2 separate regions of the Homo sapiens genome follow, and region 1 is linked to region 2. Evidence: chromatin loops called from intact Hi-C (ENCODE). Cell type or tissue: heart right ventricle. All regions are shown on one strand. Each heading gives the region's core, and the rest is flanking DNA. Links, peaks and the distances in the headings are about the cores only.

What was found. Hi-C counts contacts between places; a loop is a spot of excess contacts. Peaks named below come from ENCODE experiments on the same cell type or tissue, not always from the same donor. Only the 100,000 strongest peaks of a DNase experiment are listed, where the experiment ranks them.
Region 1: it touches region 2 in a loop (2.0-fold over the local background); 2 of 110 quality-filtered maps call a loop at or near these places.

Annotation. Positions count from the first base shown.
Region 1 is chr5:67,525,457-67,535,956 of GRCh38, reverse strand. No RefSeq gene overlaps it. Among named protein-coding and RNA genes, the nearest start is that of LINC02242, 120 kb to the left of the region's middle. In heart right ventricle, for the core only: no CTCF peak of the experiment used is centred there; a DNase peak (open chromatin) is centred at 5,235.
Region 2 is chr5:67,642,954-67,653,453 of GRCh38, reverse strand. LINC02242 (long intergenic non-protein coding RNA 2242) reads left to right here and starts at 6,665. Exons shown (of 3, transcript NR_147169.1): 1 at 6,665-6,848. In heart right ventricle, for the core only: no CTCF peak of the experiment used is centred there; a DNase peak (open chromatin) is centred at 5,023; H3K27ac peaks cover 1,811 bases.

The DNA of each region.
Region 1 (10,500 bases), core at 1,356-9,355, 120 kb after region 2:
TTAACTCTTCTAGGCTACTTAGGGCTAGATTACTATTAAATTAAAAGTCTCTTTTAGGGAACAAACTTGTACTTTTCTATCAATTAACAGCATTTGTTCATAAATTCAAAATACAAATGACTTTCGAATCTATCTCTGCATATAATAGGGAGAGTAATAGGTGAATTATGTTTATCTCTAAGGAAAAGAAAAGGGATAAGGAGATAAGTTAATATACTATTTCTAAAAGTAACAAATAAAATACAACATTGCTGGCAGGAAAAGAATTACATCTCACCTGTCCTCTGTGCTTTGCTAACTTATTGAAGACAACATGATTTGTGGAGATAAAAGTAAGATGATGCCTTTGGCTGGGTTTTTCAAGGACAAAAGAAGTAGTTCTAGGGTGCTCAGTATGCAAGCACCTGCCTTATAATTCTGCTGTGCAAATGTCAACATCTTGACACAGTTTTTTGGCAGAGGTCAAAAAGGCAACACAGAAGCCTTAATTAACATGTAAAAATCATGGTGATTTAACTATATGGGAAAGAAAATGGCTACTTCTGGAAATCCTTCCATTGCAAATTTCTGGAAAAATGAGAAATTGTTTCTATCTGCAGTGATCTTTAAAGAGATAAAACATGAATTGAGAAGATGAAATACAGGATCCCCAAATTCAGGGAATAATGTTTTTTTATTTATTTATTTATTGGTAAATTACTGTCAAAGAATGAGTCAATCATAGAGAAGGAAAAGTGTGAAAGACTGTCCAACTTAGCATTTGAAAAAATACATTTAACTGAGTGATGCTACAAAAAACATCTTTATCTTTTCTAGTTCCAAAAAGTATTTAGGGTAGAATACATACACGATGTGTTCTAAGCCAAGTGAAACAAAATGTACCAGAAAAAATATCTGAAAGAAATATGTTAAAATTCAGAAAATGTTGGCCTTTCAGTGGTAGGATGACCAGTAACTTTTTTCTATTTTTCCATACTTTTTAGTATCTACATGTTTTCTATATGAGGCATTTATAACTTTGATAGTCACGAAGTAAAAGGAGGTAGGGAACATACACTCACTTATATACCAAATATCTATGGAGCACCATACTTGTTGATAGAATAGAAAGAACACATTTCTAAATTAAGTTCCAGAACCAGCTATCTCAGAACCTTCCTGGAAGCTTGTAACTGGATTTCCACCCTAGACCAAGTTAATCCTTATCTTCTGGAGCTGGGCTCAGGAAGCTGCATGTCTGATAATGACCTGAGGAATTTTTGCTCAGTAGTTTGAGAAACTCTGCTATTGGAGGAACACAATTGGAGAATCTCTAGGCCTGACTAATCTGAAAGGCTTTTATGAGCTGAGACTTAGAGGAAGAGAAATAGCTTGACAGATAGAAAGAGGCACAGGAAAAAAATTAGCCAGGCATGGTAGCATGCACCTGTAATCCCAGCTACTTGGGAGGCTGAGGCAGGAGAATCACTTGAACCCGGGAGGCGGAGGTTGCAGTGAGCCGAGATCATGCCACTGCACTCCAGCCTGGCAACAGAGTGAGACTCTGTCTCAAAAAAAAAGAAAATTGCATTCAGTAGACTTTGTTTGTTTACTTTGAATAGTGCTTATACTCACCATAATCTTACCATTTAAACAATTATATAGGATAGTAAATGAAAGTATCATTTTTTTTCAAGGTAATTGGTATTGACAATTTGGTGTTCAGCATTCCTGCTATTTCTCTGAGTTTGTAGACAGATGGGTCAACATACATCCTTTTCATGTTGGTATTTTGCACACATTAGTCCCCATTCTTAAAGATGTTCTCTCACCATTCACTCAAGTGTCAACTCATGCTCCAGGTCTCATATTAAAAGCCATTTCCTCAGAAAAAAAGATTCCAATCTCCTCCAAACTAGGCCAGATTCCCTGGCATATTAAGAATCAAGAGTGTCTTGTTATTTCAACTAGCAGGTGTTTATAATAAGTATTTGTTAAATAATTATTTAATTCTATGTTGCAAGAGACATCATTCAACATACATCTGATAAACCAATTTTGTTAATTATATTATCCAGCCCCTCTATCTCTCTGCATTTTGTTTGACTTTCAGGTACCCCATCAAAGACAGTTAAAATCTCCACTATAGTTGGGTTTCATTGTGTTCAGCAACTTCTCCTTAATTTCTAACAATGTTCCTTGCCTTGCCAAGCTCACGTTCTAATCAGGTAGTCAGTCAATACAACAAGCAAGCAAATATATAAAAATATATTTGTTAGTGGAAAGTATGATATTTTCATCATAAATTTAATCCTCAATCAATATAGAAATATAACCTTCCTGGTTTTTGGTAATAATTTCTACCTTAAATCTTTTTTATGCTAGCATAACAATTTCTACTTTTTGTTAGCATGTCCTTAATACAACTCTGCCCTTCCTTGTACTTTTAATGTTTTTGTTTTATTTTACTTTGGGAGTCTGTGTCTTTTAACAGGAATTTCATCCACTTTTATTACTGCAATTGATATTTAGATTTATTTGTGTTTTAAATGTACAGTTGGTTTTATATTATTGACTTATTTTGGGGGAAATGGGAACATGTAAGGAATATGTACATTAATATAGCCCGGAAATGATATTATGAATGAAGAAATAGGATGTAAAGGAGCCAAGGGAAAAGCATTTCATCAAAAGGTGAATGTATGATCAACAAGCTCAAAAAGCTACAAAGAAATCAAGTAAAATAATGATTGACTTTGACAACTTATAAGTCAACAATGGCTTTACATTTTCAGCAAATTGAGGAAAGAATGAAAGTTAAAATCAAAGGCAAATAATACACATTATCCTCTTTAAGAGGTCTTGCTGAACCTGTGGAACCTGATAGTTCCACTCTGTTCATTTCCTTTCTCCCTCCTCTGTCCTACACACACACACACACACACACACACACACACACACACACACACACACGTTGCAATTACCAACAATTGTATTAAGAGGAATCTGGGCATACAACAAATATTCCATCTCAGTAAAACATCTATGACTGTACTAATCAGCTGAGCTAATCCTCCAGAACAGCTTTTACTGCACATACCACTGTCACTTGACCAGTAAATATTGATCCCCGCAGTTATCGGCCTGTGTAGCTGTGTCACCTACTCCCAGGAGTTGATTTGCCAGACTCAGATGTGTTTATTCCAGACTTTATACAAAGTATCCTGGGACTTTTTATTTTCTTTTACAGTCATAAATTTTTCTGTGTTCTTGTTTGCATCTTTGTTATTTGATCACTATAGGAATGTAGCCTTTGAGAGAAAACCTTTCTTAAAAAGACACTCAGTGTAATTCTTTGACTGGAGGCAAACAGTAAATTAAACTTAAATTCAAGTGACTACAAAGTGAAGAAAAAGGTCAGCAAGTACTTATTTGATAAGTGGTTTCTCCTTTTAATTGTTCTGATTACTTTTGAAAGAGCAGCAAAATTTACTACTTAGAAATTGCATTATCTAAAGTTGCCTGCTAATCTGCAGTCTTGTGGGCCAAGCTAAGTTTGAAGCATCAGAGATGAGAATCCTGATGTTTAAATTCAGATCCAAATTGTGTTTCTTTCTAGTTGAGTAAACTTGGGAACAACCCTCAATTTCCTGGACTTCGATTTCTTAATTTCTCAACTAAAATACAGAAATAGCTTCTGCAGTATTATTATTGGATTAACTGAGAGAGTGCGGTATGCTTGTTTACTGTAAATGAATGAGTATTATATGTTAGTAGGAAAGGCAGCAAGGTGTAGTGAAAAGAGCACAGATGTAGAACCAATCAGATCTGTATTCAGGTCTCTACTTTATCACTTGCCATCTGTTTAAACCTGAGCAAAATAACCTCTCTGAGCTTCAGCTTTCTCAAATCTGTGAAATAGGGAAAACACTAGCTAACCTAGGATTTGCTAAGAATTCAAAATCAATCATATAGGTAAAATACTAATAATATCTAATATACAGAAGATGATCAATATATATTACATATTTGAAACCTCATTATTACTGCTACAACTGAGAACATCCAAATTATTTTGAGTAAAAAAAACTATTTGTATACGGAAATATTTTTGTCTACAAGCTAGCTGGAGAACAAGTGAAGTAAAAACAAGGATGAGATATTTTAGGGACAGAAAGCATCCACATCCAGTCTGATGTCCTGGCTCATTTTCTAGAACATTTCATTTAATTCAGCTTTCCTGAATTTTTTTTACCAGACTTCTCATAGTTCTTTGGAAGGGGCGAAGATATTATGTAACAAAGATGGGAGCTGCCACAAATATTATTGACTCCAAGGATCCCAAAGACCCTTTTCTCCTCCTGTTTCTGTTTGGTTATAAGCAAATCATGAAAGCACATGGTGTTAAAATTTACACGAAGATCTTTTTTTTCTAATTTTCCTTTCATATATTTACATTATAAACCTAAATACATTAAAAACCCCAAATGAAGCCATTTTATAGTCATTGTAACATGAAGTCATATTATATTCCCAGTCATATTATATTCCCATATTATATTCCCCATATTATATTCCCAGAAGTCACTCTTCTGAATATATTGACACATGTCCTAGTATATTCCATTCACCACCTAGATTGGTTTTAGGATGGAAAGGTGGAGACAGTAGATGTTTGCAGTGCTTGGAATAAATTTCACAAGTCAACACAATGACCAAGAAAAACATACTTTCATTCAGTGTGATTAAAACCCATCCTTAATTTCAATCCATAACGTCTTAGACCACCTCAAGTCAAGAACCTCCTCTATCTTCTTTAAAGCATCTTAACTCTAAAATGCACTGATGAGGTAAAATCTCCTCTCTTCATAATTCTAAAATTATAATCATATGTTTGATGCTAAATACTGCCTGGATCTCTTATTCCAAATTAAATTAATTCTCAAAGGCAACTCTAAATTAGTGATAGCCATATGCTCTCATTTCAGCAACAGGCACACAAAGCTATTTCTAGGATATTATTTTATTGTGTAATCGTCAGTAATATCATTTTTACAGTTTTCTCCTATACTATACTGACCACAGGAAAATCTAGGTTAGTAAGCATGACATCATATATGACTCCTGGACAAATTATATCAGTAACACCTGCAGATCATATATAAAAACTCCAGGACAGAAGCCAGAAAGGGGCCTTGGAGCAGAGCCAAACTCCAGTCTCGGAGGCCACATTTAGCGCAAGTGAAGCAGCACCGAGCTGAGTTTGTGTGTGATGAATTGGCCCCAGAAGGCACTGCCATACCATCAGTCACCATCACTGTTATGTGGCGGTGACTCCTGGCATGACAATGGGGGTTGGGAGAAAGGGATAAGTTCCCAAGTCACTGGGAAGTTATTAGTAGCTCTGCTTATTAAACTAGTTTCCTTTCTTCTCTCTTAATGCTATATCATACACCTCAAATATCATAGCTGCTTCTATAAAAATGAGAAAAGCTTGTCTCAAATAGAGGGAAAAAACATATAGAAGCCCTTTATGCAAAGGCAAAATGCAAATAGACAGTTAAGATGAAGAAACCAAACCATGCAGGCAGGAGAAAAAGCAGTGCTCAGAAAGAGATGTCTTTACTGGAAGAAAAGTATGACAGCCCTAGAGTACCTAGAGGTGATTACCTGCTAGATTCTAATAAGAAATGCCATTCTCAAATACACCAAAAATTGACCCAGATTGGTATTTTGTCTCACTCAGTGTCCATAAGCAGCTTCTTTCCAGAAAGGTGTGGTTGCTATTTTTGCCAGCAACTTTAATTAGAAAACAAAAAGAGCTGGGAGTGTACCTAGGCCTCCGTATCCTCTTTATCCTCCTTTTATTATATGTACCAAGTTATCCTAGAAAATCTAATGGATTCCCAGAGAGAACTGTAGCTGGTGAGACGGTTCTTTTACTGCCCATATACTGCCCTTCCAGTTGGTGGAAGGCTTTGTCCTGGAAAGGAGGGATTCTCAATGTTTAGCTGATAGTGGGTTTGAAAATGGAATATGGAACATCTCATTCACAGAAATTAAAAGAAAGTAGAAGTGCAAAATATCTTCCATTTATCATTATCAGAGAACATCAGGGATCATAGTCCCTTGATTCCTATTATAAACATCTTTTGAGTTTTGTTATCTCCCCTTTGTGTTATTTTCATTTTATTATACTCCGACTCTTTCCCATTACAAACCTAAAAATACAAAGGGAGGATAAAAAGGGCACAGAAGATTTTTAGGGCAGTGAAAATACTTCGTATGATTATGATAATGGTGGATACATGTCATAAATTTGTCCCAACCCACAGAATAGACAATATTAAGAGTGAGCCCTAATGTAAACTGTGGACTTGGGTTGATAATGCTTTATCAATGCAGGTTCATCAATCATAACAATTCTACCACTCTGGTAGGGGATGTTGATAATAAGGGAGCCCGTGCATGTGTGGAGGCAGGGAATGAGATGTCACTGTACCTTACTGTCAATTTTGCTGTAAACCTAAAACTTCTCTAAAAAAAAAAAATAATAAAGTCTTCAAAAAAAGACATAGGGTAGCTCCTGGGCCAAATTTTGGTTGAAAATCTATAAGCAGAAGGTTAAAGAAGATGTCATAGTTTCAAAAGCTGCTTTTACCTGGAAATCTACTGTTTAAACTCTGTTTCCAGCTGGGATCTGAGAGAGAGAGTTCAAAGGTCCAGGCTCTGTCCAGAGCTGGGAGACTTGTAAGAGAACTTCTCTCTATTGAGATGGGGTCCCAGGAGCCTACTCTCTCTGATTTAAGGACCTAGACATGACTCATCTCCTCTCAACCGTGGCGAACTACAGAGAGAGCTGTCTTGATAACACATGATGCTGAAGAGGTAAAAAGAAAGGAAGAAAAAATGCTGTCCCTGAGGGGCTGTGACTTCAGAACAATGCTAGCATGAATCTGGACCTAGAGTATGACATGAGACCTATTCCGGAGACCCAGAACTGGGTTTGAGGCAGCCCAATGGTAGAACCTTAGGTAGAACAAGTTCTACAGCAAAATTGACAGTGTCTGACAAAAGCAAACACAAATTCTAATTAAACTCACTAAAAAAGAAATAGAAGTTTTGATTACTTTATAACTTTTTAAATGAATTATTAGTTATAAATATTTACTCAAAGAAAATCCTAAGTTTACATATCTTCATTGGAGAATGTTATAAATGTTATTCGAGGAAGAAATCATTCTAGTCGTGGCCAAACTCTTCCAAAGAATGGCATAACACTGGTAATAAAATCAGATAAGAACAATATGATGGAAGAAATTTATGAATCAATTTCTTTCACAAACATAGATGCACAAACTAAAAAATTAAATAAGCAAGCTGAATTCAGCAAAATATAGAGAATAATACCTCAGTACTAAGTCGTTTTGTCTGTTTAAATCTAGGAATGCAGGGTTTGTTTAGCATTCAAAAATCAAACAAGATAAATTACCACATTAATAGGATGAGGGAAAATTTATATTATTATCTCAATAAATGCAGATAAAGCATTTGATAAAATTCAAAGTCCATTTATAATACAAACTCTTAGCAAACTAGGACTAGATAGCATCTCAGGGAGGTTTTTCACTATAATACCACTGTTTAACAAACAAACTCCAATCTCCAAATCTTGGTGGCTTATAACACTGATTACAAGCCATGGGGTAGGGTAAGGCTCTGATGGACTCAGCTGTGATTGGTTGGGCTTATCTCAGGCTGAATGTTGTGATTAGTTCTGTTCTATGTATTTTCTGATTCTGCTCAAAAAAGCAGCTATCAAAGCATATTTTTTTCTCATAGTGATGAAAGAGGAAGACAAGTAAACCATGCAACCACACTTAAAATACTTGTTTACATCATATTCACTAATATCTCCTAGGCCAAAGAAAGGTCACATGGTCAACATCAAGGAATGGAGAAATAAATTCCACCAACAATAAGACACAATAAGCATTTACATGACATAATGTGTGAATGTATGATTCTAACACAGGGAAGGAATAAAGAATTGGAAACAATGATCCAGTCTGCTTAGTCCAATGAAAGTAGTTATAGAAACTCCACAGCCAACATCATATAACATGATAAAAATTAGAAGTTTTTCTTTTGGTATTAGATATAAGACAAGATTTCCTGCTATCATCACTTCTATGCAACATTGAGTATGTTAAGTGAATTATGAATTTTTAAAAGGATATAAGAATTGGAAAGGAAGAAAAATTGTCACTATTTGCAGATGATAGGATTAAGTATGTAGAAAATCCAAAAGCATCTACATGTAAACCTTAAAATTAATAGGAGAACTTAGTCACTGATACAAAATTCAATATACAAAAATCAACTGCTTTTCTGTATACCAGTAACAGTTAGAAAACAAAATTTTAAGAGTGAATTTATTTACCAAAGCCTCCAAAATATCAAGAACCAAGGAGTAAAACTCATCAAAGATGTGCAGGAGCTCTAGATAAAAGTTATAACACTTTAGTGGGAAATATTAAAATTTAATGAACAAGACGTTTATTATCTTCATGATTTGTAAGATTTTGAAAAGATGTCAATTCTCCCCAGACTGATTTATAAATTCAGTGCAATTCTGGTGCAAGTCAGTGATTTTTAGTATATTCTCAGACTTATAAAACTATCGGCTCTATCCAAGTGTAAAATATTTCCAATTCACACTAAAAAAAAATACCCTGTACCCATTAGCCACCAACCCTGTTCTCTCCTCCTCTCAGTCCCTGACACCCACTAATCTACTTTTTGTCTCTGTCAATTTGACTATTCTGAAAATCTCATTTAAAAGGAATTATACAGTATTTGGTCTTTTGTGACTACATTCTTTCATTTAGCATAATGTTTTCAAGGTTCATATATTTGTAGTACATATCAATAATTCTTTTTTATGACTAAATAATATTCCATTATATGGATATACCACAATTTTTAAATTAATCCGTCAGTTGACGATTTCAGTTGCTTTCACTTTTCAGGTATTATGAATAATGTTTCTATGAATGTTCATCTACAAGTCTTTTTGTGGGTGTGTGTTTTTATTTCTCCTGTGTCTTTATTTCTTAGGAATATAACTGATGTGTCATGTGATATCTCTATGTTTAACATTTGGAAGAACTGCCAAACTGTTGTTCCATAGTGGCTACACCATTTTACATTCCTACCTGCAATATATGAGGGTTTCACTTTCTCCACGATTTTGTCAACACTTGTTATTTTGTCTTTTTAAATGTTAGCCATGTTAGTGATTGTAAAGTGATATCCCACTGTGGTTTTGATTTGTATTGTTTTTAACAAGTAAGGATGTAGAGCATCTTTTTACATGCTTATTGACCATTTGTATATTTTCTTTGAAGAAATGTCTATTCAAATCCTTTGCCCAGGTTTTTAATTTAGGTTGTGTTTTTATTGATGAATTGTAAGAGTTCCTTATGTATTCTGGATATATGTTTTGTATCAGACACATGATTTAAAAATATTTTCCCCTATTTTGTCAGTTGTCTTTCCATTTTCATAATGATGTCCTTTGAAGAACAAAAGTGTTAATTTTTAATAAGTCCAATTTGCCTATCTTTTTCTTTTGTTGCTTGTGTTTTTGGTGGTGTATTTTTTTTTTTTTTGAGACAGAGTCTCACTCTGCTACCCAGGCCAGGCTGGAGTGCAGTGGTGCCATCTTGGCTCACTGCAAGCACCGCCTCCTGAGTTCACGCCATTCTCCTGCCTCAGCCTCCCAAGTAGCTGGGACTACAGGTGCCAGCCACCACACCCAGCTAATTTTTTGTATTTTTAGTAGAGACCGGGTTTCACCATAGCCAGGATGGTCTCGATCTCCTGATGTCATGATCCGCCCGCCTTGGCCTCCCAAAGTGCTGGGATTACAGGTGTGAGCCACCGTGTCCGGCCTTGGTGTTGTATCTTAAAAACTATTGTCTAACTGAAGGTCACAGATTTACTGCTGTGTTTATTTTTGAGAGTTTTATAGTTTTAGCTCTGAAAATTGTGATCCATTTTGAGTTCATTGTGTATGGTATGAGATAGAACTTCAAATTCATTATTTTGAATGTCAATATTCAGTTTCACAGCACCATTTGTTGAGAAGACTGTTTTATCCCTCATTGAATGATATCGGCACCCTTGTTGAAAATCAATTGACCATCAAAGTAGGAATTTATGTCTGTATTCTCAATTGTATTCCACTCATCTATATATGTATTCTCATAGCACTACCACACTATAGCATTCGATTACTGTATCTTTGTAGTAAGTTTTGAAGTGAAAAAGTGTAAGGCTCTATGTTCTGTTTCCAGATTATTTTAGCTATTCTGGGTCCCTTGAAATTCCATATGAATTTTAGGATTGGTTTGTCATTTACTGCTAAAAAGGTAACTTGAATTTTGATAGGAATTGCATTGAATGTGTAGATCATTTTGAGCCATATTTTCATTTTAACAATAGTAAATCTTTAAA
Region 2 (10,500 bases), core at 921-8,920:
TCTGTACAGTCAAAACTTCTTTCGGTTAGTTTTTTTCTTTTACATTTTAAAATCTTTTTTTCAGTTTTTCATTCATACTCATTATTCATATGCAGGATCTCTATTTTTGCATTTGGTATCTATTACCTTCTATTTCCAGCATTCTGTCCTTTCCCTCTCCAATCTGTAGAACTTCCTGCTGCTAGTCCTGCATTACACTGATTTGTCTTTCTGCATTGATTCTCCTCTCTCTCTTTCTTTCTCATTCTCTCTCCCCACTTGCTCTCTATTTCAACTTATAATACAATTTTAAATTTTGAAATAACTTACTTGTTTTTATTGCTAAGCTTGTACTTTTTAATTTCAGTCTATTAACATCATTTCTTAGAATTTATATTTTATATTATCTCTTTAAAATGAAAATATCATTTACTTTTATTTGAGTCTCCCAGAATAAATATTTGTTAAAATGATACTCTTTTTTGGAATGTAATATTTATCTTACTTTTTTTCTTTTCTTTTCTTTTCTTTTTTTAAGAGACAGGGTCTTGCTCTGTCTCCTAGAATGGAGTGCAGTGGTGCGATTATATCTCATTGCAGCCTCAACCTCCTGGGCTCCAGCTATTGTCTTTTCTCAGCTTCTCAAAGCACTGGGATTATCAGTGTGAGCAACTTCCCCAGCCCATTTAGTCTATTTTATTACATTTACTCTAGTTAAAAAAGAGACAAGTCAGTCTATAACTGTCATTTTCAAAAAAAAAAAACAAAACAGGCGATAAATAAATAAATAGTATGATGTATTTCTTTTGCATTTCCTCTCCTTTAACTTAGGGGAGTTTCCTATCTCCCCATAAAATGAATGCCTGACTGCCACAAGCTAATGGAATCTATCCAGCCATTTAAGCAATTCAGCAGCCTTTGGCTGAAGAGATTGGTATGGATTTTGAGCTATTATATTCAAATAATTTTATGACTGTAAGCTTTTTCTATGTATTACGGAAACTACCTCACTAAGCTCCAGCTCCACTGAGCTGAGAGAATATTCTGTTTCATTCAGCAGAGTCAGAGTTACCAGTCATACTAGTACAAATTCAAGATCAGGAAATCCCCACTACTATGTACTTTTTGTTTGGTGAGTGGACAAACTATATTTTTTTGTCTGCCACAGCTTTTCCCCTTCACACATCACAATGCATTTACACTTATAATATGTAGCAGCAGAAATAGCTCCTAGTGAATTGAGTCCCAGATCTTCAATGAGCTACCTTCTAGAGATTGCTTTTCCCCATTACCACTCAGAGAGCATTAATAACTGTCTGAGCCAGAGACAAATACAAAAAAAGTTCTCTGGATTTCCTCAAGGACTCTCCATGCAGAACAGAGCTGGGTTCCAATTGCAGAATTGCAATGGTTTCTCCCACAGCCTCCCAATTCTTTCAGTCCTTGTCCTTTCAAACTAAGAGATATTTAGAAGAATTTCCTACAATGTTCTCTTTTTATTTTTCATGATTTATATGATGTTATTATTCTCTAAGTTGTGTGGTGGTCCATGGGATCTTTGTTTTGATTCAAAAGCCATTTTTTTTCTGATAGAAATGTCAGACATTTTATAGTATTAGATTGACATTAAGTTTCAGTGCTGGTATAATTTTATTACATATTTTTGCCTCATTGTAGTCTTTTAATCTGGTTTTGATAGTTACTAGGGAAACGTTAAAATTGTGTTTACTTTTATCTTCTGCTAAATCCCTGTATTTCCAATATTAGAAGTTCTAACTCATTTTCTTTTTTCTTTTTCTTTTAATGAATTCTGTATGGACTTAAACCTTATAGGGTATAACATCTTGAGACAATTCACTGCTTTCCTTATATGTTTAATAAATATGGCTTTTTTTAAGTTAGATTTAATAAATACAGAGCTTAACGATGGTTATGGCAACATGATTCCCAATTGCTCATTTTTTCTTTTCCTCTTTTTATTTTTGAATGAAGCAATTATACTCCTTTTTTTTTTTTTACATATGCAGAAATCTTCTGCTGGGAGTAATATTGCAACTTACTTTGCCAATAAAATTTCTGTTGCAGCAATATGGCAGGAAGTAAAGTATTTTTTCCACAGGAATTCAGCTTTAGTTGATTTCTCTAAGGTTTCCATTGCATACATTGAATACATTACAATCTAAATATAAATAAGAAATCTGTTGAAAGGCAATGGCAAAAGATACTGCTGAGAGATAGTTTAGCACTGCCTTCATAGGATTATCTTGCCTTAAAATTTCCTTTCTGTGGTGGAGTGGTACAGGACTGGGGGAAATGCAAATATAAAGGCAAATCATTAAAAGAAATATTCTTGTTTTCATTCCTTTTACTTTTTCTTTAAGACCAAACATGAAACAAGGGTTCTCAATGCTTGCTTTCTAAGAGAAGGGTGACAGTGTTCACCAAGAACTTAACCACAGCCTCACAGCCTCCAGCACAGATCATGGAGTCTTCAAAAAGCTTTGGCCAGTAACCCCGAAGCTCCTGGCATGCAAAAAAGGCAGGCAAGTGGGAAAGAAGAGAGAAATAGTATGAGGTGCCCCTAGGATATGCTTCCATATTGTCCAAGTAAACATTGTGGGAAAGACATTTTGACTACTACACAAATCACTAGAAACTCATTCAGACAAAATCTAGAACAGGGTTGGCAATTTAAAACCAACTGTGTCACCAATTTGCTACCTTAGACACGGTACCAACATTGCTCATCAGCCTAAGCCCATTCCTTCTACTTCCTCTCAACAGAACATTCCAGAAGCTGCCCCCAGTCAATTAGGGTCAGCAGGTGAGATGTCACTACTCTGCCACTCTAGACCCTAAAGAGTTACTCAATTATCTATAGTAATCTATATTTTAAGGAATTTAGGAGGACTTGCAGAGCTCTGGTATGCTTCCCAATTACTTACCAAGAAATGCCCTGCCACCTATTTTGAAGACACTGGACAACTGAAAACACGTTCACAAAACTTTGGGAAGCAATTTCTATGAAATATTTTCGGCTTATGGAATTTAGTTTATCACTGCCATAATTTGACTATAATTGATGCATTATAAGGACATGATATTAAGACCTTCTTACATGGGGAAGGCCTAGAAAAAGTGGAAAAAGAGTTTGAACCCTTTAGAGAAAGCTGCTGGAAACTCTCCACAGAAGTTTCCAGACCCAGAGTGAGTGCCTCGTTGCAATGAGGATGCTCAGAATTACCTCATTTCAGGACTTACTAGCCACTCCCAGAAAAGGTCCACTGCTAGATCCTTGGAGAAAGAATGTATTTTTAACTTTCATTTTTCCATTTATATACAAAACAGATATTCAATGTCAAAAACTGTAAAGGAGAGAGAGAAAAGTTATAAAGAAGAAAGTAAAAATCATTTGTCACTATCTTTGAAAAACTCTATTAATAGTATTTAGGCAGATATTTTAAGTACAAATTGATAATCAAAATATATAACTGTGTTATACCTGCTAGAAAGGCCATTCTTATAGGAGTTCCCTGCCTTCAAGCACAATTTTGTCTGTTGACTAAAGTGTTTTAAGGTTAAGAAGTTCCTTTCTCACCAAACTGAATCCCTCAAGCTCAAAAACCATAAAAGAACAAACTGGTACATGGCTTTTAAAGCTCAGGTTTGTGTTCTTTGAATTTTCCATTAGAAAAAAAGATATGTTTTTATTTGGAACAGGATCCAGAAACTTAAATCAGAACTAACAAAATGTCCCAATTGGTCAGTTCCATTTACTTTAGCAGTTTCAGGGTTTTTAAGATTTGGTTTCTTTTAACAAATCCATTTGATTCTCTTCTCCCCATTCCCTCATCCATCCCTTTTTAAAGGATTAACTGTGTTTCAGTATTTCTCTAATGCAAAATTATATCATTACCTGCAGTCAAGTGACAGCAGCCTGATGTTTAAATCACATGGTTGTTATAACAATGGGCATTGAAACACAGGAGAATGAATAAAGTCCTCATTGGACTATAATTTCCAGTGTTTTTGGCACTCTTGGTCCACCTGAAGAAAGGATGAGACTTTAGGAAGTGTGTTTGTTTACATTCAGCAACTGTTCTAACTCTCTAGTGGAGGAACACTTGGACAAGGAAGGTCTCTGTTCCCTTTCTAATGTTGGACATTTCTGTGTCCTTCCCTGCACATGCTGAGAAACAAGAACTGCCCACTCACTCAGTTTTTTGGATCCCTGTGTTTTGTGAGAAGGGGCAATGTTCTCCTTACCAGTCTAGGGTCAGAAACCACTCAATGACAGTGAAAGAGAACCTACAGGAGATTTACTTTCAGGAAACCAAATCTGCCAGTGAGATAGTTAAACTTGTCCTGATGGAGTGAAAAAGCAGATACAGCCAGGAGGTATGTCCGATGTGAACAGGTGCAAGACTCTCACAAGATGCTGGTTCTCCTCTTGCTAAAGACCAATGACAACAGAGTGAAGAGGGGACCATTCTGGTGATGTTTCCATGACAGCACATGAAACCCCGAAACCCCAAATCTTGTGAGAAGAGCTGCCAAACCTTTGAAAACACCACAACCACAGGGACTCCTAAAGCTTTTAGTAGAGTATCCCCCTTTACCCCCCAGAAGAAAAGTATTCAATTGACCCATCTAGTTAAATGAACTATTCACCTTCTGCTCTTGTGGTCTATAATTGTCATCCCATTGCTTAGGAATCAAGGATGCATCCATGCAGGGACCCAGCTAAAAGCAAGGAGAAGGAAAATTAATTTGTATCTAGCTTATCTTTTTTGAGTAAGCCATGAAACAACTGCATACTTTATGTCTTGGATCAACAAGGGAGCCATGCCAAATGTCAGATTAAATATTCCACAGCTGAAGTGTTTGCATAGCTTTTCAGTGGCTACCATTTAAAGAAAGAAAAACAATGATGGGACTTAAAAAAAAAATACTCCCTTAGCTTCACATGCTCACAGTGTACTGCCAGCAATTGCTCTCAACTTGGAAGGCCAGGCCATGCGTATCTTGTCCGTGGAGTGTCGGTGCCAGCTGGCAAGCAGAACCCTGTGCTTCCATTCCCTCCAGGAGCATGAAGCCCCACTGTGCATCTTGAAGGCCACAGCCGCACTGCTGTATTGTTTAACCCATAACTGCTCTGGCTAAGGAGCAAGTCATATAAAGAAGGAATTTCCTGGTTCTTGAAGTGTCTATCATGTTTCACCAATGAGTTTGCATTCGCCGCATGTGTTTTCAGTTTGGGTTGGCTCTGTGGGGATGCCGAGGAAACTGGAGACAGATCTTTATTGAAACAGAATAATAAGTCTGAACAAATCAGCTTTATTGTCATTGGCTCTGGTGTGGTTTGGATTAATTTCAGCTTTATATTTCTAAAGGATTGCTTAAGAGGTGATGCTCTCCAATTCCAGGTTATGTAAAGGAAGGGAGAGAACTGACATACCTTAAGTAACTACTAAGTGTCAGGAGCTTGCCTGCATTATCTCAATTACTTTTCCTAACAATCCAATAAAGTCGTTGTTCCTCCATTCATCTTACTGATGAGAAAACGGAGGTGCTGAGAGGGTCATTCACTTGCCTGATGTAGCACAGTTAGGAATACAGCTGTGGAGTACAATTGGTTTGTTTCATCTTAGATCTGCTGATCATTTTCTGTGACCTTGGGCAAGTCACTTCACCTCTCTGCTCTAACTTTCGCATCTTCAAAACGTGAATGATAATGAGAATCCTTCACAGAGAGTTAAAGAAAGCAATGTGTGTAAGGTGATCAGTGCAGGTAACTGGTCAATAAATTCAGCCATTGTTATATGACAGTGCGGAGACTGAAACCTAGTGCAGCTCCCTTCCAAGCTGGTGCTGATTTCCCTCACCAGTCTAGAGATCAGTGCCACCCTTCTCCATGGGGAAGGTTTAGGTGGAACTGATACTCGAGAGACTAAAATTACAGGGTGATTTAACATCCTTGCTTTAAAAGTATATTCCCTATTGGGGCAAACAAAGCCTGTAGTTCTGGCTCAGGCTTGTATTTTGGAAAAAAAAAAAAAAAAAAAAAAAAGCTCTCTGAAAAGGAAGTAGGAGAAGAGAGAAGTGATGTGAGATGTGGAAGTTGCAGGGCTGTCATCTCACTGTCCTGGCCAGTTGCTTGGATTCAGGATGAAAAAAGGAAAAGTTGCCTGGTAATATGTTTTCTCATGACAGCTGATGTCTAGTCTGTTCACTGCAGCAAAAGTGGAGCTTAACCGATGATTTTTAACAGGCATCACCATCATAATGCCTGGCATCCTGGTGCTCAAACCCCACCTGAGTGCTTCCCACGTGCCAGGCTTTCGGCTGGCCTTGGGATACAGAGATGAGTAAGACATGGTCCCAGTTCTTGCAGAGCTCCCAGATGAGTGATCAAATGAGCCTTAGAGCACAGAGATCTTGCTCACCATAGAGAGAAACTATTTATATTCTAGACCCTGTAGAATCATCCAGAAGGAAGCCTTGTACACATCATTATCTATCACATAACCAGGAATTTTTGAAGCTTTGTGAAGCAGCTTAGGTAACTTTTAAAACAATCCTCAGTGAGAAAACAAATTCCACAAGTAGGAGGGAGGCCGCCCATAATGCAACCAACTTGGTTAATCACTTGGAAGTTCTTCCAGTCTTGCGAGGACTTCTTGGGCACTAGTTGTACCAATAACTAACCCCAAGGAATTGGACTCAGAAGAGCAATACAAATTGCAGCCTTGCCACTTACGAGCTGAGAGATCTTAGCCAAAATAACTCAATCTGTCTGAGTTGTATTTTTTATCAGTCGACTGAAGATGAATAATATTCAGGCTACAAGTTTATCAAAGAGTTAATAGGTGAGTATCTATGAAAGCCCTTTTTATTCAGTAAAGATGTATATACATTTGTTCTTGTTACTTCTCTTCATACTTTCACTTTCATTTATTTTGTATAAAATTTGCATAGTGTGACTTTTAGATTTTGGGCTTCTTGCTTTCTAGTTTGATGTTTATGAATACTTCAATAAAGAGAGGGTGGAAAAGGATAGCAACACTGAGCAATTTTTTAGTATCACATCCATGAGGAGCCATAGGTAAAAAGAGGTGACTGAAACTATGATTCTAAAGCCTAAGCAATATTCCCAAGGTGAGAAATCTAGTACGAAGTTGAATTGGGACATCAGCTACTGTCTGCTTGACTTCAAAGCACAGGTTCTTAACTACAATCTACCTTGTGTCTGAAAATGATGATAATATTAATAATCTGAAATGGGAAAGGATGACTAATAGCAATGTTCATTCATTATGTTTATAGGAAAATGAAAAGTGATGTTTATGGCTTTTCTTTGAGGGGAGAATAAGAATTAAAAACCTGTACTTATTGTTAGGAATTTATGAAATATGATCTAAGCAAAAGACAAGTAAAAACTATGAAATATTATGAAAATTTGTGGTGTCTTTTTACAAGCCCCTTCTCTAGGGTCTTGTGTCATTATCACCCTTAGCTGGAAATAATCTCAACTCTGAATTCCCAGAACCACTTTGAAGAATCTTTTGTGTGATTAAGACTCCTGGCTGGGCGCAGTGGCTCACTCCTGTAACCCCAGCACTTTGGCAGGCCGAGGCAGGTGGATCACTTGATCTCAGGAGTTTGAGAACAGCCTGGTGAACATGGCAAAACCTCATCTCTACTAAAAATACAAAACTTAGCCAGGCATGGTGTTGCACGCCTGTAATTCTAGCTACTTGGGAGGCTGGGGCACAAGAATCACTTGAACTTGGGAGGCGGAGGTTGCAGTGAGCCGAGATCGCGACACTGCACTCCAACCTGGGCGACGGAGTGAGACTCTGTCTTACAAAATAAATAAATATAAATAAATAACCGGCGGCCTCAGGGTATTTGCACTTGCTGCTCCCTCTGCCTGGTACATTTTTTTCCCAAAAACCTCTTGGATCATTGCTCCCTTCATGGACACATATGCTCAAATGTCCCTTATCAGACAGACCTGACTAGAGCTTTTCTTATCACTTTGTACAAAATGGCCATGTGCCCCTTATTACTCTTATCTATTGTCTTACTTTATTTTTCTTCAAAGCACTTCCCACCACCAGACATATTTAACATTTTATATATTGACTGCTTCCCAAACTCAGATACAAATTCTCTAAGAACACAGAATTTCTTTTGTTTACTGCAGTCTCCCGAACATCTAGAATAACACCTGGCACATAGTTAAATGCTCAAAGCATATTTGTTAAATAAATGAATGAACAAAGAATTAATGAATATGGCCCTTTATACTTTGTATTTTTGTTGGTTATATGAGTCTTACATCACCTGGGAAATTGAACTTTCTGAGGGCAAGGTCTATGTCTGATTCACTTTCAAATCTCTCTAGGTTCTAACATAGTACTTAAAATTGATTGAAAATTTACATAGATTTCATATACAAGTGTCTCATTTGTGGCCTAACAACTCTACACAATAGATTGGTATTCTTATTCCTATCTGTCTTAGGTTAGGCTGCTATAACAGAATAGCATAGACTGGGTGGTTTAACCAACAGACATTTATTTCTCACATTTGTGGAGGATGGGAAGTTCAAGAACAACGTGGCAGCCAATTCAGTTCCTGGTGAAGACCCTCATCCTGACTTGCAGATGACTGCCTTCTTGCTGAATCCTCACATGGTAGAAAGAGGGATAGCTCTGGTCTACCTCTTCTTATAAGGGCACTAATCTCATTGTAAGGGGCCCACCCTTGTGACTTCATCTAACCCTAATTACCTCCTAAAGGCTCTACACCCAAATACAATCACACTGTGGTTAAGGCTTCAATATAAGAATTTTGGGAGGACTCAGACTTCATTCCATCATATCATTTTACAGATGAGAAACCGTAACTCAGGGAAGTTTAATGATTTTTCCAAAGTCAGAGGTCCTGGAGGAGTCAGAGCTCAAGTCTAGTTCTTACCATAAGCCCATGATTCTCTCTTTTAAGGGCCACTGCCTCTTCTCGTGTTACAGCACATAAATAACTACTGCCCCAGGGCTGAATAAATGGGCCCATTTGCATAAGCAGGACTCCATTTGCATAAGCAGTACAAAAAAGGCAGGACTCCTCAGAAACATACAAAGCCTTTCACAATGTCAACATGAAGGTAAATTTCTACTTTCATTTTTAGGGTTTTTAAATTGCTTTTTTAAATTAGACATGGTTTTTAAAGTTTTCTCTGTACTAGCGACTCTATCTTCACCTGTTACTCTCTTCCTTTAAGTTGAAGGAATGAAGGCTCTGTGAGAAAGAATAGCACAAGTCGGCCACATACCAAGTAAAATGAAACAGAATTTGAACTCAGACCAGGCTATCTCTTTTGTACCCACAGGAAAGCCCAGTTCTTAGTATGGCCATTGAGAAACTATTCTGTGCTCTTACATTTGATCTGCCTGCTCCAGACCACATGGGTCAGAATAGCATCCTCTTCTCCCATAGAAGTGGAAAACATATGAACATGGAAAACTTACAGCCTCAGTCACTCATTCTTCTCTCCTAAGTTAAAAATAGTAATTCATATAACATATATATATACACATATATATACACACACACACATATATATATACGTGTGTGTGTGTGTGTGTGTGTGTGTGTGTAAGTTTTTTAAGTCCTTAAAGGCCATATGTTTTTCCTGGATTTGATGAGTCCTTTAATCCCCAAATATTTCTGTAATTTGTCATTAAGCTTCAGAACTCCTAGAATGCTCATATGAAGTCAATCCAAATTCCAAACATAATGAGATTTATCTACTTCTAATCTCTGTATCTATTTTTAACTGAAATATCTTATTTATTTTCAAGACAGAACACATTGCCATAATATACCACTGCAGCTCATTCAAAATCCTCGTAGATCAGGGTATAGGACAGAATAGGAGGATACACGTTAACCAGAAACTGCCTTGTCTTTTATTTCTTAAGTTGATCTACAGAACAAAAGAAGAACTGCATGGTTTAGACATTATATAGATGAATTCAAACTCAAAGCTGTGTTTAAATTTGTACGCCTGTCAGTGCAGGATTATGCTTCATAATTTGTAGTGCCTTTCTCTGTTCTGCCCCACCCCAGGCCAAAGCAAAACAAGTCAGAACAAACCAAAAAAGAAAAAAAAATTTACTTTATTTGATGAAAATAATAAACGTGGAGCATTCTTTAAATTCACATGATAACCATTTTTTTCCTGGCACCCACCATATATAAAAAATTTGCATGTATTAATATCTAGTGTGACATACAGTGAGAAGCTTCAGAGGAGTCCCTTTAGAAGGCCTGGCACTAGTAATGCCGGTAATACCATCACCCTTTGTCATTTTTTTCCTGGAAATGGACTTGTCTCTTAAGGTTGACTGGGGAAGAGAAGAAATGCTGGACAGACACCACTCAAGTGCCCACCATAGTTTTAGCATCTACAATATAAAGGATTTAGACTGAGAATGCTAAGGACCATTTAAG